Regions from separate parts of the Homo sapiens genome. Here region 1 is linked to region 2. Evidence: read pairs that join two places in POLR2A ChIA-PET (ENCODE). Cell type or tissue: PC-9. All regions are shown on one strand. Region 1 overlaps LOC124901589 (a long non-coding RNA gene). Region 2 has its middle 86 kb from the start of TMEM106B.

Region 1 (4,000 bases), 310 kb after region 2:
AGGATTGTAATGACCTTGGCGGAAGCATTTTGCTGTTATGAGGTCAAGGTTCAATTTGCAAAATTGAAGGTGAGGGGAGCTAAAGTGCCAAGAATGTCCTGTTAAAGAGAATTTGTCTTTTGAAGTATTTCAGAGAATAGCTATTAAATTTTATCAGCAAGGTTAAGGAACAAGTGTCAGAGCCAGAAATCCATTAGATTTAGAGTAGTAGCTATACTCTGGAAAAAAATGTGTAAGAGTTTTGCTTTTCCTTAAGTGGTAAAAGGTGAACAGATGGGGTCACAAAAATAAGATGAATAGAAAAGGGAGCATATCAGTGTTTTAGCAGAGATCATATTGGAATAATAGGCAAGCTTACTAGCAGAGTAGAAGGACTGAAAGGGGCCTTCTACCCTTCCGAAGAAGTAAACAGCTTCTAAATGATTCCTAACCCCCCACCCCCAGCCTTTTTTTAAGATTTGTAAATGGAATGAATGCCCACTAGTGAAGAGAAAGTGCTATGGACTGAATTGTGTTTCATCCAAAATTTACATGTTAAAGCTCTAATTCACAATGTGACTGTATTTAAAGACAGGGCTTTTAGGAGGCAATTAAAGTTACATGAGGTCAAAAGAGTAGGAGCAGTGGGTGCAGTGGCTCACACCTGTAATCTCAGCATTTTGGGAGGCAGAGGCTGGTGGATCACCTGAGGTCAGGAGTTCCAGACCAGCTGACCAATAAGGTGAAACTCTGTCTCTACTAAAATATAAAAATTAGCTGGGCGTGGTGGCGCACGCCTGTAGTCCCAGCTTCGTGGGAGGCAGAGACAGGAGAATTGCTTGAACCCAGAAGGCAGAGGTTTCAGTGAGCCGAGATCATGCCACTGCACTCCAGCCTGGGTGACAGAGCAAGACTCTGTCTCAAAAAAAAAAAAAAAAAAAAAAAGAGTAGGGGCATAATTCTATAGAATTGATGGCCTTACAGGAAGAGAAAGAGAGAGATTTCTGTGTCTGCATGTGTACACATTGGGGAAAAACGATGTGAGAACACAGCAAATGGTGGCTGTTTGCAAGTGAGGAAGGAGGCCTCACCAGAGTCCGACCATGCTGGCACCCTGATCTCGGGCTTCTCAGTCTCCAGGCTGTGAGAAAATAGATTTCTGTTGTGTGAGCCACCCAGTCTATGGTAACAGACTAATACAGGAAGTAATAAACATCTTTTGAGGTAGGAAACATGAATCTGAGGATCACTACTTTGGAGTCTTACTGTTGTGTCAGTTGTTAACAGTACCTGATAAGATCCTTTTCACTGAGGTTCAAGTGCAGGTTTTTTGGTGTCTTTTCCAGAAGATTACATTTTCAGATTATAGATCATTTAGAGGTGGGTGTTTTAGAAATGTTCTTATCTGTTGATCTAGAGCTAGAGATATCCTGAGTCCGTGTAGTACTAGTCATATCTGTTTGTAATTGAGTGGAATTTAAGACTGTTAATGAAATTTCCAAATGCCTAAGGTAGCCTGTTATTAATCAATCAGGAGAGATGATATAGGTGTCCCAGATGGCTTGGCCCATAGAAACATTGAAGCTAACAATAATACTTTAGGCCATGGAAGTTTGAGGGTTCCTGAGAACTTTCATAATTTTAGTTTTATAATGCCATAGTTCCCTTAATTCTTCTTCAGGACTCTTGATAAAAAAAGATGGTGAAATTTCTTGATAAAAGACAAAACCTGCTTTTCAGCATTCCTTAACAAGAATGCTGGAAAAACAAATGTCTCTGTCAGTAGAAAGGCAGAAATTCCTCAGGTTGAAAAACAAAACCAAGCATTTTTGGGGTCATAATTAATGGCCATGCATTCCACTGTATGACTATAAAACACATTGATGATCCATCTATCAGTTGATGGATATTTGAGTTATTTCTGCTCTTTGGCTACTGAAATAATATTGCTGTGCACATTCATGCACAAGTTGCTTCTAATAAGTTAGATTTTCACATATGGTTATATAACTAGTAGTTGAATAGCTGGGTTATATGGTTTCTACATGTTTAATATTTTGGTGAACTGCCAAATTTCTAAGTGTCTGTACCATTTTAGAACCTCATCAGCAATTTATGAGGATTTCAGCTTCTCCACATGCTCATCAACACTTCTTATTGTCTGCCTTTTGATTTTAGCCACCCTAGTGAATATGAAGTGGTATGATATCTCATTGTGATTTTGATTTATATTTCCCAAATGATAAATTATATTAAGTATCTTTCTGTGTGTCTATTGATCATTAATAGATATTCTTTGAGAAATCTTTTGCCTATTTTTAAACTGGGCTATTTTTCTTTTTGTTGAAGTTGACAGTTCTTTATTAATTCTAGACACAAGTCCCCTATTAAATATATGATCACAAATATTTTCTCCCATTCTTTTGGGTTGTCTTCACTTTCTTTTTTTTTTTTTTTGAGACGGAGTCTCGCTCTGTCGCCCAGGCTGGAGTGCAGTGGCGCAATCTCGGCTCACTGCAAGCTCCGCCTCCCGGGTTCACGCCATTCTCCTGCCTCAGCCTCCCAAGTAGCTGGGACTACAGGCGCCCGCCACTACGCCCGGCTAATTTTTTTGTATTTTTAGTAGAGACGGGGTTTCACCGTTTTAGCCGGGATGGTCTCGATCTCCTGACCTCGTGATCCGCCCGCCTCGGCCTCCCGTCTTCACTTTCTTGATGGTATCCTTTGAAATACAAAAAGTTTTTTCTTTTTAATTTTGATAATGTCCAATTCACTTTTTTCTTTTGTGACTTGCGCTTTTAACATCCTAGCTAACAGACCATTACTAATTAAAGGATAAAATGTACTCCTCTGTGGCTTCTAAGAATTTTTATAGTTTTACCTTTCACATTTAGGTCTATGATTCATATGGAGTTAATTTTCCTTTATAGTATGAAGGATTCTAATTTCATTCTTTTGTATGAAGATATTATTGTCTTAGTACCATTTCTTAAAAAGCTTTATCTCCCCCCATTAAATATCTTAGACCCATTTTTGAAAATTAATTGACCTTTAGTATAACAGCTTATTTCTGTACTCTCAGTTTTGCCCATTGTTTTGTATAGCTTTTTCTATACTGTACCACACTGTTTTGATTACTGTAGTGTTGTGGGAAGTCAGGGACCCTGAACGGTGGGACCGGCTGAAGCCATGGCAGAAGAACATAAAGTGCGAAGATTTCATGCACATTTATTAGTTCCCCAAATTAATACTTTTATAATTTCTTACGCCTGTCTTTACTGCAATCTCTGAACATAAATTGTGATGATTTCATGGACACTTATCACTTCCCTAATCAATACTCTTGTGATTTCCTATGCCTGTCTTTACTTTAATCTCTTAATCCTGTCATCTTCCTAAACTGAGGAGGATGTATGTCGCCTCAGGACCCTGTGATGATTGCGTTAACTGCACAAATTGTTTGTAGAGTGTGTGTGTTTGAACAATATCAAATCTGAGCACCTTAAGAACAGGATAGCAGCCATGTTCAGGGAACAAGGGAGATAACCTTAAAGGCTGGCTGCCTGTGGGCCTGGTGGGACAGTGCCATATTTCTCTTCTTTCAAAAGCAAATAGGAGAAATATCGCTGAATTCTTTTTCTCAGCAAGGAACAGCCCTAAGAAAGAGAATGTGTGCCTAGGGGTAGGCCTCTAAAATGGCCACTTTGGGGATGCCTGCCTTTTACGGTTGTAAATAAGGGATGAAATATGCCCCGGTCTCCCATAGCGCTACCAGGCTTATTAGGACGAGGAAATTCCCGCCTAATAAATTTTGGTCAGACCAGTTGGCTGCTCTCAAACCCTGTCTCCTGATAAGATGTTATCAATGACAATGCATGCCTGAAACTTCATTAGCAATTTTAATTTTGCCCCAGTCCTGTGATCTCACCCTGCCTCCACTTGCCTTGTGATATTTTATTACCTTGTGAAACATGTGATCTCTGTGACCCACACCCTATTTATACACTCCCTCCCCTTTTGA
Region 2 (4,000 bases):
TCTCCCACCAAGTCCTTCCCACAACACATGGGAATTATGGAAGCTACAAGATGAGATTTGGGTGGGGACATAGAGCCAAACTGTATCACCACCTTAACCTGTTTTGCGAGCAATCCAAGCCCTTATTCTTTCTGTAACCTCAAGATGTTATAAAAACATCTGAACACCATTCCAGGGTAGGGTAATTACATTGTAGTTCTCCCTTGTATGATTGCTAACAAATCTGTATGCTTTTTCTTCAATTTGTTTTTTGTAAGTTGACTTTTCAGTGAAACTTCAGAGGGTGAAGGGAAGGTTTTCCCCTGTCCCCTGCAGCTATAATCTCTCTCCTGATTTCTTGAAAGATCTGATAAACAACTTAGTTTTGGCTTGGTGGCTTTGAACTTCGGCATAAATAACTTCATTTTGGCATAAGTAACTTCATTTTGGTTTGGCCTGTTGGGCGTAGTGCAGAAGCCCAGTTCAAATAATAGCTTTCTATAAATTTTACTTAACAATCATTTTGATGAGAAATGGCAAATAACTAGGTCAATTTTTCCAACTGTAGGGACCAAGGGGAACCCTTATAACCACCCAACAGGTTCACTTTGCCCAGTGCCTAGACAGAGCTGATTTATCAAGACAGGGGAATTGTAATGGAGAAAGAGTAGTTCACGCAGAGCTGGCTGTGTGGGAGACCAGAGTTTTATTACTATTCAAATTGGTCTCCCCAAGCACTAGGGAATCAGAGTTTTTAAGGATAATTTGGCGGGTAGGGGCTCAGGAAGTGGGGCATGCCAACTGCTCAGGCTGGAGATAGAATTATAGGGGTCGAAGTGAGTTTTCCTTGCTGTCTTCTGTCCCAGGGTGGGATCATAGAACTGGATGAACTACATTACCCTTCTGGGTGGTGTCAGGTGATCCATCAAGTGCAGGGTCTGCAAAATATCTCAAGCACTGATCTTAGGATTTACAATAGTGATGTTGTTCCCAGGGGCAATTTGGGGATGTTCAGACTGTTGTAGCTGGAGGCTGCGTGACCCCTAAACCTTAATTTCTAATCTTGTAGCTAATTTATTAGTCCTACAAAGGCAGACTGGTCCTCAGACAAGAAGGTTTTTTTTTTTTTTTTTTTTTTTTTTTTTTTTTTTAAAGAAAGGGCTAGTATCATTTTTGTTTCAGAGTTAAAGGTTAGTTCAGCCTATGCCCAGGAACGAACAAGGACAGCTTAAAGGTTAGAAGCAAGATGGAGTTGGTTAGGTCTGATCTCTTTCATTGTCATAATTTCCTCCGTTATAATTTTTGTAAAGATGGCTTCACCCTTGGCCCTCTGGAGGTTTGCTGAAAAAAACCAACTTGCAAAGGGCAGATTAATAATAAAAAAAAAGGGCATATAAATTTATGTAATATGTATGCATAGGAGACTTCAGAATGAAGATTTTACCCCCAGTGTGGTACAGATGCTTATGCATCATCTTGAGGTTGCAGAAGGAATGTGGGCTCAGAACATGACCCAAAACAGGTTATGCTGGTAAATCAGGTCTTAGTGGCAAGACAGATTCTGGGAGGGAGGAAACAGGAAGCTTAGCTAGTAAAGGTGGCGTTGTTATATAGATGAAGCTTTGCTTCACAGGCAGCAGCCCTTGGAGAGAATAGATGGTAAGAGTCTTTTTCAGACTTTTGAATGTTTCAGACTCAGTTAATCTTTCTCAGTTAATCTGAATAAGAGACGGGCTGGCTGCATTAATGTAGATTCTCTGCACATCTACAAATGCAAATTTCCCCCACAGAAGACAGCTTTGCAGGGCCACTTAAAAATATGCCAAATTAATATATTTTGGGGTAAAATTTTTTATTTCCTTCACACTCCAAAATCCACTGTACCCTGCTCCCCATTCTTGAGCTTTCCTTCTGACCTCACTGTGCTTTTAAATAAATAAAATGACCAGAAATAAAATCATAAATGCTGATGTGACAATTGTTTAATAGTCATGTTTCTAGTTCTTAGGTTGAAGGTGTCTTAAATTATCATCAATATTTCATCACATATAAAACATAGTTCAGCTATTAAATTGTAGAACATTTAAATCGGGAAAGAAAAAAAAATCCAGTTAAGATCTGGACTCTAACAATCCAAGAGACTAAAAAGTTTTAGTACCTATGTTTTGGAGTTGGTAAATTAAGCTTGTCTTAGAAGTTTTAAATTTAAGGAGAAACTTTAAATTCAGGGTATTATTGGCTACAGCACCAATGTATTTCTTTTGAAAAGATAGTGTTTAAATGAAGCTTTGCTTTTGTGGGGGCCATGGCCTTTGGCCCCCTGAAGTTTCACTGAATATCACTAACATGGGGCAGATTGATTAAATAATGGGGGAGGTCAGAGAGGCCTTGAGGTTTCTTCAGTTCAACATGCCAAAACATCATATTTTGGGGTATTGGTTTTGTAACTATCCAACGGGTTCTCCTTGCCCACTGCCTAGACACAGCTGATTTATCAAGACCAGAAAATTGCAATAGAGAATGAGTTTAATTCACTCAGAGCTAGCTGTACTGAAGGCCAAATTAGTTTTATTACTCAAATTTAGGAGGACAAAAATCGCCTAGTGCCCATCAAGCAGACCATCCAAAGTCAAACTCCTTATCTGAAAAATTTAGAAGTAATTAGACTTCCCTATTATCTAAAGCCAGCAGCTGGTACCAGGCTTCTTTCTCAAGAATTTATAAGTAACCAGAATTTCTATTCATCTCTGGAATGCATGTATGTTGAGACTCATAATGCAACCCTTGCTGACATTAGTGTTACAGGATTCTTTCAGTGCTGCTTTTGCCAGCTGGAAATCTCTGTGGCCACCATGACCTCTGCCTTGGGCCTTGCTTGGACCCACCAGGCTCACTCTGCCCACTCAGCCTAGCAGGCTGCACTTGGTTTGTTCCCCGCCCCAGATCCCACACCTGCCATGGGATCCACACTCAGCCTGCAGCTGGAACGGTCATACCACCACCAGCTTCCACCTTGGGCACCAGCATCTGGATGAGGGGAATGCAGTAGCAACTGAAATCTCAAAGATGCCAGCAACTGCACAGCCCTGAGGAATGCTACAGATCTTGCCCAGGGACTCCCAAGCTCCAAGGTCCAAGGCCCCAAGAAGTGTTACAGCTGTCTCTCATTCCTGCAGCTTGGCAAACGGGCATGTCACAGCACATTCAGTCCCACTGCTCACAGCTCAGTAAAGGGGGACATGTCACAGCTCATTTGGATTTGCCACTGCAGGTTGGAGAATGAGGGCATGTGGCACTCAGCGGTTTTTTCACTCCCGTAGCTCAGCAAGCAGGAGTGTATGTTACAGCTCTTTTCGCACCCACTGTTCAGTGGATTCTAGGTTCTTGTCCCGTGATGAAGAGGAATGAAGTACGTGGACACTGGAGAGTGAGCAAGGCAGATAATTTTATTGAGTGACAGAAAAGCTCTCGACATGAGAGGGGCCCAGAAGTGGGTAGCCCTCTGTGTGAGAAGGGAACAAAAAGTGGGTTGCCACCTGTGAGGCTGAGTCCAAGGCTTTTATGAGAAAGTGCATGCTGATTGATCCATGGGTGGGCCTGGAAGAAGCAGCATTCAATTGGCTAAAGGGCATCAAGGAAGTCCTCACTCTGGTTGTGAACTCTACCTGGAACAGGAAGCTCAGTTTTCAGGCTTTAGACTGTCCTTGGCTCTAAGGTCAGGTTTCACTGGGGACACGACCCTTTCTGGCTAGGAATTTGACTGTTTACTGTCACTATCAATCCCCCCTCTGAAGAGGTACGTCTAACTGACATTATTACAGGGATGGTGACAGGTCTAACTGCTTCATGCTGACAGGGGCATTGTTTTGGGAAAACAGCAGTTAGATGTCTCTCAGAGGTCTACCTATGGGTTCCCGGTAAAAAGAGCCATCATCTGAGGCTCTATTTCCATGACCATTTGGAGTTTGATGGTCTCTAGGTAAGAAGAAACAAATTTTAAAAGGAGGTTAAGTATGCATGG

The links. Peaks named below come from ENCODE experiments on the same cell type or tissue, not always from the same donor. Only the 100,000 strongest peaks of a DNase experiment are listed, where the experiment ranks them.
Region 1: POLR2A ChIA-PET joins it to region 2 with 5 read pairs; 2 of 35 experiments call an interaction of 5 or more read pairs at or near these places.

The regions. Positions count from the first base shown.
Region 1 is chr7:11,983,297-11,987,296 of GRCh38, reverse strand. All of the region lies in intron 1 of LOC124901589 (a long non-coding RNA gene), which reads left to right. Among named protein-coding and RNA genes, the nearest start is that of THSD7A, 150 kb to the right of the region's middle. In PC-9, no CTCF peak of the experiment used is centred here; a DNase peak (open chromatin) is centred at 1,746.
Region 2 is chr7:12,295,434-12,299,433 of GRCh38, reverse strand. No RefSeq gene overlaps it. Among named protein-coding and RNA genes, the nearest start is that of TMEM106B, 86 kb to the right of the region's middle. In PC-9, no CTCF peak of the experiment used is centred here; a DNase peak (open chromatin) is centred at 1,513; H3K27ac peaks cover 374 bases.